Linked DNA regions of Mus musculus: region 2 is linked to region 1. A link is a contact called in ENCODE Hi-C data. All regions are on one chromosome and are shown on one strand. Each heading gives the region's core, a stretch centred on a gene start or an enhancer-like site at or near the end of the contact. The rest is flanking DNA. Distances are from core to core; before and after follow the strand shown. Region 1 holds the start of 4933431G14Rik (RIKEN cDNA 4933431G14 gene). Region 2 overlaps Gm38832 (a long non-coding RNA gene).

Region 1 (4,902 bases), core at 995-3,494:
ACCACTACTACCATGGCTTCTTTTATGGCCAGGGCTCAAAATTTATCTATGAGCTTTCTGGCCACTGGGTTCAGTTTAGCGAGGATTTAAATATCTTTTGAGTGTGGATATAAAAGTTGTTTTATGTTGTCCTTATTTATTGAAAAGCTGGCTCTGGAATTGGGTCATGGCTCTCCTTTTTCCAGACCTAGGCATGCTTTTAAAGTTTAGATGTCAGGGTTCAGGGAAGCCACCGGATGTTGTGATGGGGAGAAGAAAGCAAGTCAGAACAGCCAAAAGAACTAGACTATTGGTTTATGTGAAGTTTCTGTACCTTATGATTTATAACTTTATTGGGTATGGCGTGAAATTTCTGAAAAACAATTCATTTAAAACTTGTATCACAGGATTGATAGTTAAAACTCTACGCATAGGTAACCTAAAGGGACCATGTGGCATGATGTCATTTCGTGATATAGCAACATGTGGTTTGCCACCATCTTAGCTGCTGTTCCGCATCGGGAAGGAGGCAGCCTCTTGGCTGGCAGCCATCTTTGTTAGGGATGCAGCGGGTGAATGTCATGTGACTTCACCACCACCAATGTTGATTAAAGGTGAGCGCATGGTATAAAATCAAGGAGGCAACAGGGTCTCAGATTTTGGACTACGGTGGATTTTTATATAATGATTTCTGTCCTGAAAACAAAGTCATAAAAACAAGGTTTATGAAAGACAGGATTTAAAAACAATGTTTGTTTAATATGGTCTTAACGCTTTATCTCCATGCATTTATATACAAGAACATACCTTGTGGAACAGCCAATCTTTGTGATATAAGAGTCACCTGGGTGGTACTGGTTTTAAAGGCATGAAGTAGCCATGGAGAATAGCTGAGGCTTGGCACTGTGTGGCAGGGCTGGTGCCGTATGACAGCCCCCAGAAACAGCAGCTGCTATGAAATGGAGCCAGCTGGCACCTGGAAGGCAGGCTGGGTATAATGCTGAGGACAGGGCCACAGAGGTGACCCAGGCCCCACTGGGAATCCCAGAGGACGGTGAGTGAATCCCAGGTACTGAGCACTGAGTTGTCGGTACTGTTGGAGCTCGGCTTTGTCTTGTTCAGATTATGGTTTTGCTCTGGGTTTTTCCCCCTCTTCAAATAAAAAAAGGTACTTTGTTATTATTATTATTATTATTTACTGTTATAGGAGCACACAATTGAGAGATTTTAAAGCTTCTTTAAGAGAAAATTTTGGAGTTTTACAGATATTTTAAAATTAGAAAAGTGGATATTTTTAAAAGAACAGCTTTTAAAATATTTAAATGTATAAGGCTATGGGATACTTTAAATTTATAGAATGTTTTATATTATTAATATCTGGCCTTAAAAAATAGATAAGAGGCTAAAAAATTAGGGCCACAGCTATGAGCACCAAACGCTAAACACCAAAACCTTAAGTATTCCTCTCTTTTGGAGCAACAAGACAACGACCTGAAGAATCTGACTAAGAACTGGATGGATGTCTCTCCTTACCTAAGGCCGGCTCAGGCTGGAAGAGGCTGGCTTGGGAATGTATGTCTCCCTTCCTCGTCTTGGCTAACTTCGTTAGGCTTTAGCTATTGTGATAATCTGAGTAATATAAGAAACTAATATTCTATAGTGGTACACTGTAAAAGGCTCAGCAAAGTTCCCAGTATCTATGTGGACTGTGTTTATGAGTTACAGTTTTATTTTGATACCAAAGAGCTTCAGTTCCTTCAGAAATGATTGTTTTTTTTTAATTCAAACTTCACAAAAATAAAGCTGTAAAATCCTAGTCTTATAAAAGCTGCTAAGCCATAGTTAAGACATGCAAGTTAACAGTCACAGAGTAAATGATCAAATTCCATAATGTGTTCAGAACCTCACTTGTAGTCATGCTGAGTGCTAATATCATTAATTATAGAAATAAGCTTTATTTACTTTTTTTTTTGTTTTTTGGTTTTTTGGTTTTTTGAGACAGGTTTCTCTGTATAGCCCTGGCTGTCCTGGAACTCAGAAATCTGCCTGCCTCTGTCTCCCGAGTGCCGGGATTAAAGGCGGCACCCCCTGGCTATTTACTTTTCAAGGTTAAGCCTAAAGCAAGTAACTAAAAGCAAGCAAAGTTTATTACTTTGTATATACTTAATAGATATTGGTCCTTAAGACTTTCTAAAGGTCTGCTGAATTTGGAATTTAGAATGTTTAATGTAAAAGAGCTTACCATGACAGAGACCCCAGCTCCTAGTAGTAGAAGCCAGATGAAGGCTTCTAAACATGACACCTTCATCTGGATTCTGGTAACCTTAACCACTGGGCATAACTGCCTCATGCCTCGTCTGCCATCAAACCCGGCCACTGTTGAGTTGATTGCTGTACTCTTGCCTGGTCAAAGTAAGGTCAGTTGGGAACAGAACTCAAGTCCATTGAAAGAACCACAGGGTAAGGTCAGTCCCCACAAAGTTCCTCACCTGTCCTCCACATAAAATTCTCTCAGATCTTCTGGGCCTGGTGACTGAAGACCAATGCTGGCCTGAGACCTCCACCTCCCCCCAAGCCATCGTAGCCACAGAGCCTAGGGTGATCATCTCGATAATGAGTAAGTCTCTGTCATTTTAATCAGAACATAAGCCATTTGGATACTTTCTGCTACAATGTATCCTTCTCGGATCTCTGCTGGCATTGATGGCTAGGCTAACTGTAGCTCTGTCAGTTTAACGGCAGCAGGCAACGGGCTCCTCCCTGCAAGGCTGCAGCTGCCTAGATAGTTCACATCATATGTAAAAACTAGGCCTTGCTGTTTCTAAAGCTACTAAGTCTCCAGTTGAGAAAGGTAGATGGGGTTTCCTTGCCAACAGGCTTCATATTAAAGGACAAACAGGTTTCTGATGTAGCTATTTACTGTTCTTTTACTCAAAGCACTTGCTTTGCAATGGCTGCTCTCAGCAAAAACCATTTGTGCCTCTAGTAAATGACTAGATGGATAAACGGTTTAAAGTCTATGTAAGTTCTGAGGGTCTAAGATAGTGTTCTAAGGTGCAGAGAGGTCTGAGAACGTGAAGGCTTAAGTTCAGAGGATCTAAGAAAGTGACTTATGGCGTTCGTTGTAAAGGTTTAAGAGAATGATTTAAGGTATATGAAAAATGGGAGTTTCATATTTCTTTACCTCTCTGTTCTTGTTATACTAAGATTTCAAAAGTTCAGAGTTTTAACACTGATCAGTGGAATTCTGACAGATGGTAGAGCACTGATTGTTATTATAGTCACAAGGAAAAGAGTTTAAATTTTATTTGGTTGTCTTCTAAGTATAGACTTAACGGTGCTTCTCACTGGCTAAAATTGTCTCTGTCAAATCTATATGTCCATCCCACTGGACAGAGGAGAAATAAATGTTCATCTTTTTTAACCTGAAGCCATAGCTTTTGCTGATTCAAAGGTGGGATTCTACTCCAGCTGTCTTACAGACACCTGCTTGCTGCTTTTCCCACAATGTAGATCACTACAGATTACACACAGTGACAATGCTTATATATCTAAAACTTTTCTCTCTTTAAGTAGACTAAAAAATCCTGTAAGCTCAGGGAGTCTGAGTCCTAAGACTTGAATCCACCTCCCACAGGTCAAAAGGACTCCAGATAAGAACCACCTAAGTCCCCACACCTATCCCTGAGGACGAGGTCTCTCTCTCTCCTTCTCTCCCTCTCTCCCTGCTTCCCCTATCTCTGTCTTGAGACTCTCTCCTTCCCAATTACCAGGACTATAGGCCTAAAAGTTCCACGTGTAAGATTTTCCTTAAACTTTAACTTCTGTCCCTAGCTTGTATCTGTCTCAGCAGATTTCCACTGAGACAGATTTCAGATGACAGGCACCACCCAGGAATCAGCTGCAGACTACAGACTGATCCAGATGGCTTGGAGCCCTGGACTTGCCGAAAGCTGACATGGACCAAGCCAGCTGATTCGGATTGCTCCCTGTCTCTCCAGCTGGGTCAGCTCACCAGATGCTTCTAATGAATGCTCCATTTCCTGAATCTGAGGACAACATCTTAATTTCAGCATGAAGTAGTTAAAGAGAGTAGAGTATGCTACCCTGTGTCCTCAACAGGCTGTGATGTTAGGTCAAAAGGACCTGGCACAGGGGACAAAACGGCTGCCTATCTTGCCCACTGGCATACCAGGAAAGGTACTTGTTGAAACCAAATAGACTCAGATCTATCAACAGGTAGGTTGACTAGCTGAAATTGGTCTACAATACAATAGGGTACCTGACCTGCTTTAGACAGAACAAGGAGGTCCTGTGTGGCTTTAAGAGAAAATTGTTTCTATAACTGTTAGAGATAATCTGGCTGTCCTAAAATAATTAAGGAAATAAATATTGCAAAAATGGAGGGGGGTTGAAGGAGGGGCCTGTGATGACATAAATGACCTGTCCCCATTCTCATTTTCAGGCTCCTCCTGGATAGTAACTGATGTCAGCCAATGCAGGGCCTTTGACCTTTCTGTTTCTACTAATTACTGTTGCCCCTGGCATCATTAATGCCTTAACTTGATGATAATTCTCATCTGGGTACCATTAAGCTGATGGTTATTAGATCCCAGTGTAAACAGGTACCTGCCACAGAGTCGAGGATTTGACTCAGGATACAACCCAAGGGGGATTGACTCAGCACCATTTTCTGGGAATCTCAGAATACTCGAGACCAGAGTCCACCACCTTGGCCAGTATTTAATTAAAGCTTGCTTCAAGTTTGGCTCAAGATATTGTGGTAGTGGTCTTATTAATAAGCCAGTGGGATTATTAATACAAGGTCACAGGGTGGACTTCAGGATGATAAAGTAAGAAGACACCTATTTAAGCAGCTGCTAATCCTTAAGTGCTATAACCTGCAGTTCCCAGGAAAAAAAG
Region 2 (4,902 bases), core at 738-3,237, 42 kb before region 1:
TGCTGAGCACCCTCAAGTATCCAGAACAGTAGTCTATAGGGTGATGGCTGTATGTAGGCATCAACTCTACTTCTCTGTGTTCAGTGAGTTGTGTGGTTGTTGTCTCCAGGAATAGGGCTTTACTATCAGTTTAAGGACAACAGCCAAAAGCTTTGGCAACAGCCTGGGTTGGTTGGGAGTTCCAATGGGATGCCTTTGGCCAACGACTCAATTAGATATAACCCATTACCAGCACAAGAAGCTCATTTGGTGACCAGAAATGTCCAGTTGGGGTTCCATCTCCCATTATTTGATCATTTCATTTAGATTTAGGACACTTCTATTGTGTTAGTTTCCCCATGACCCCTCAAATGGCTCTTAGTGCTATCAGTCTCTTCCCATATTCTTTCCCTTACTTCTTCTTTCCTCCTGTCCCCATTTTATCCTCCTGTTCCTGCCTCCCCTGTCCACTTATACTTACCTGTTTTATTTCTCCTTCCTAGGGACATCCCTCCCTCCCTCCCTGCTAGTCCCTTACTCTCTGCCAAACCTCTGTGGTTATCTGGATGGTAGCCTGCTTATTAAAGACTCAACAGCTAACATCACAAATAAACAAGCGTATGCCAAAGTTGTCTTTCTAGGTCTAGGTTACTTCATTCAGGATGATGTTTTTATTTCCTAATTTCATGACTTTATTTCTCTAATGGCTGAATGCATTCCATTATGTAAACTTATCACATTTAAAAATATATATTCATCCATTGGTGGACATCCAGGCTGTTTCCAATTTCTGGTTATTATGAATAGAGCAGCAATGAACATGGTTGAGCAAGTAATGTATAGTATAGTACCGTATAGTATGATATAGAATAGTACCGTATAGTATGGTATAGAATAGTATGGTATGGTAGCATGAAGTAGCCTTTAGGTAGATGTCCAAGAGTGGTATAGTTGGATCTTAGGTAGATCAGTCCCCATCTCCCTGAGGGTCACCACACTGATTTCCATAGTAGCTGTGCAAGTGTGCACTCCCACCAGCAGTGGAGGACTGACCCCTCCCTCCATGTCCTCACCAGCATCTGCTGTCACTTGTTTTATTGAACTTGATCATTGTGACTGGTATAAGATGAAATTTCAAAGTTGATTTGCATTTCTCTGATGACTAACAATACTGAACATTAAAGTACTTCTCAGCCATTTGTATTTCCTCTTTTGAGAATTTTCTGCTCATATATGTACCCCATTTTTAATTGGGTTGCTTGTTTTCTTGATGTCCAGTTTTTTCATTCTTTATACATTTTAGAGATATTAGCACTCTATTGTTGGTAAAAAAAAAATCTTTTCCCATTCTGTAGTCTATTACTTTGTCTGAGTTATGATGTCCCCTGCCACACAGTAGCTTTTCATGAGGTTCTATTTGTGAATTATGTTCTCAGTGTCTATGCTAATGGTGTTCAGTTCAGAATGTCTTCTTCTGTGTCAATGAGTTCAAAACTATTTTCTACTTTTTCTTCTATCAGGTTCAGTGTATCTGATTTTATGTTGAGGTCTTTGCTTCATATGGAGTTTGGGCAGTGTTGTAAATATAGATCTATGTGGATTCTTCTACGTGCAGACAGCCAGTTTGACCAGTACCATTTGTTGAAGAAGCTGGGCTTTTTGTTTGTTTGTTTGTTTGGGCTTTTTTGTTTTGTTTTCCTCCCAGTGTGTGGTTTGACCCATGGGAATTGATGTTCTTCCAGAAAGAGATGACAGAGAAACAAAGATCGGGGACAAAGGCATGAGAGGGGAAGAGGAGCCTCTAGCTAGGACATCAGATAGGAAATGCGCAGACGGAGCGGGAAGGTTCTGTGTGTGCTCCAGCTGCTGGAACCCTGCAACAGTCAGTCAGGGCTGGAAGCTCGGCACTAAGAACAGTACACACGGCTTCACGACACTAGGTGGCGCTGCGTACCGGCTCATGAGTAATAGTCACTGGTTTTCTTTTCAAAAGCGAAGTCCCAGTGAACAGGCTCTGCTGAGTGGAGAAACTGCCAGAGGGGCTGTGACTGGCTCCCGCGCACACCAGTGCTGATGCAAAGTTAGGCTCCTAACTCCTGTTCTTGGCTTTCAAAGAATCTAGATAAATGGCTAGCAGAATCCTGAGTCAGAAGGCAGCCTGAAGGATGCTGAGGCCCAGACCGCCAGCCCCAATCGGTTTTCAGTGTGGCCCAACAAGAAGTCAGATTTCTTGCATCCCCCTTCCCAGGACACTCAACGCCCAGGTCCCCATGGCTTCTTCTATCCGCAGTCACATTGTTGGTTTTTAACGATGGGTCAAGGGAATCTTCCACTAGTATTCCCCTGGGAGTCCAACTGCCTTTTGCCCTGACAATGATCTCAGTTTGGCCTGCAAAGTTTCAGCTGAGGTCATGCCTGAGCCTACATTTGTCAGTTTGGTTTGGTAAGATAAAGTGAGCCATGCCATGCTGTGCTTTGAGAAAGTATATCCTGTTGTGAGTTGACAGTGTGTGTCACTTCCTTCCCTCAGCAAGCTCACTCTGTCTGCACTGAGTTCCAGCCTCTTGCCTCCTGCCTCCTGTTGATCACCCCCTGGCCTGGGCTCAGACTTGCTGAAAATGGCGTTTTGTCCCATGGTTAATAGCTTTGATGTCTGAAGCTACTGCTGGCTTCCAGCCATAAGGCCTGACCCTGCGTCCAAAAGCTTTTATTAAAAGAAGAAATGGGATGGGAAAAAAACTGGTAGTGTGCTTGCTCTTTGAGTGTGAGGCTGGGAGTTCAGATCCCAGAACCCATGTAAATGCCAGATGGGCAATCCCAGCGTTGGGAAGGCAGACAGGGGTGCCCAGAGCAAGCCTGAAAGCTAGACTAACCAGTATTGGTGAGTTCTGGGGTCAACTGGGAGATGCTAACTCAGTGAGTTAAGTGATTAACTCGGAGATCAAGTGAGACTTAATGTCAATCTCAGGTGCACAAGTGTGCACACATGTACCAGCACACACACACGTACACACACACATACACACATACACACACACACACACACACACACACACACACACCCCAATCTACCTTAAACCTGCTTACTGCAGCTTTACATGTGAGTGTGTATGAGAGAGAGAGAGAGGGAGAGGGAGAGGGAGAGAGAAAGAGACAGAGACAGAGATAGAGGGGGACAATGCAGGAAGGATACAATGCATAGGCAGGTAGTTTTTCCTCTAAAGTCAGAGTTCCTGTGGGTGGCCCATCTTTCCTCCAGCATGGAATTTTCCTAGAGGAACCCTGATGCCGACGTCCTCATTACACTACCTTTGCTTAATTACGTTCCCCCTTCTAGATGGAAACTCTGGTACAAAGGGTCTGAGCCGGTGTTTTTGCCGCCTAGGGATTTGGCTGGCAGAGGACTGCAGGCACTGATGGTGGTTATTCTAATGGAGCAGGGCCGTATTTTTGAGAGCCCTACTGGGCACTAGGATACAGTCATGAGTACCTTCTGGAACTGTGTTTTGTTTGCACAAAATGGCATTAGCAGTGGAACGGCCTGTCAGGAGAGTCAGCCGGAGCCACAGAGATGGGTACCCTGGGGAGGGGCCTCCACTCGGTGTCAGGGCCACAGTCCCAGACCTGGAGGATTTAGTGTGTGTGTGAAAATGAAGCCATCATCAGTTCAATTTCAGTTCCCAGTTTTGGAAAACTTGAGGGTGCATTTTCCATGACGGATCACCTAGGGCCTTTATTCTACCTCAGTCAGAGCAAAGCCAAGTAGGGAAAAATGGACTCTTGAGTCAGCTGATGCTACATGGAAGGCCCTGCAAGGCGCAGGATGGTGATTCCTTAGATATGCTGACTTTGCATTGTGGCTTCTAGGACTAGTATTTAAACAAAACAAAACAAAACAAAACAAAACAAACATTTTTTCTCTCTCTCTCTTTGCTTACAATCATTTCCATCAATGCATGCTGGTGGAAGGTTTTGACTGCATGGTGGAGTAGCTTTTAAGCTACTGGGATGTTAATTTTTCCACTAAGGAATTTACCTAACTATTTCTGTATTCACACAGAGACACAACAAGTAAATAAATCCAAATAAGTGGGTTTCCCCCTTAACTCATTGAAATAAAGAATACTTACAGTGTGTCACCTTTCAGCAGCAGTCAAGACTGGACAACAAAAAGGGCAGCTCTCTGTCTCTGTAGGAAACTGGGACTCTGACAAAGAGGAACGAGACTGTGGGCATCCAACGTCCCATCATTCAAGCCGTGCCTCTCCCGGAAGAGGGAAGATCCTTCCTGGCTGTGGGGAGCTGAGCCAAAGCACAGTATGGGGATGGAGCACGAGAGGAGGTAGGGAGACCTGAACGTGGGGAACGCTTTGCCGAGTTTGAAGTCGCTTCAGCCTGAGATGGATGAGGTCAGGAGACCACTAAAAGTGACTCTGGGATAAATCTAAAAACTACAAAGTAGATATATGAATGAGTCGTATTGTCCAAAGACAACACCGGGACATCCGATCTGCTCAGGAATGGCTAGACTGCCTGTACCTTCCAGACAAACCATACATAGCAGGCTCCTGTGCACAGGAGGAAATGCTGGTCTGTGAATCAGGAAGTCAGCCAGATGCTTTCGCCATCCTTGTCAGCCTCGCTGTGATAAATAACACCGTGTCAGCAGAGCAGGGAGTTCAGCAGGCGAGCCAAGGTTCTGACCCTTCTGACCTCCCCAGATCACAGAACACAGTGTTCTCCAGCGGAGGACAAGTGACATGTGCTGGCCCGGGGCAGAAGTGGGGAAGGAAAAGCCACTGATAAGATACTCTATCTAATGAAACATCTTCCGTGTCAGTCCAAACTCCTGTAGGTTTTTGGTCTTTAATTTTGCTTATTGGAGTGTGTGTGTGTGTGTGTGTGTGTGTGTGTGTGTGTGTG

Evidence for each region. Hi-C counts contacts between places; a loop is a spot of excess contacts on that map.
Region 2: a loop to region 1 is called in a map of gastrocnemius, with 2.1 times the contacts of the local background. The contact joins the enhancer-like site here to the promoter of 4933431G14Rik in region 1. A Hi-C loop is called at or near these places in 2 of 37 maps with a recorded cell type or tissue (T-helper 17 cell and gastrocnemius).

What each region holds. Positions count from the first base shown.
Region 1 is chr6:72,120,539-72,125,440 of GRCm38, reverse strand. 4933431G14Rik (RIKEN cDNA 4933431G14 gene) reads left to right here and starts at 2,244. Exons shown (of 3, transcript NR_045165.1): 1 at 2,244-2,396; 2 at 2,495-2,596; 3 at 3,814-4,902. All of the region lies in intron 1 of St3gal5 (ST3 beta-galactoside alpha-2,3-sialyltransferase 5), which reads right to left.
Region 2 is chr6:72,162,101-72,167,002 of GRCm38, reverse strand. Gm38832 (a long non-coding RNA gene) reads right to left here. Exons shown (of 2, transcript XR_869176.3): 1 at 4,110-4,902. Among named protein-coding and RNA genes, the nearest start is that of Gm38832, 2.6 kb to the right of the region's middle. Within about 2 kb of position 1,987, at least 1 of the 3 ENCODE cell types and tissues checked has a DNase peak (open chromatin) inside an H3K27ac peak, as active enhancers do.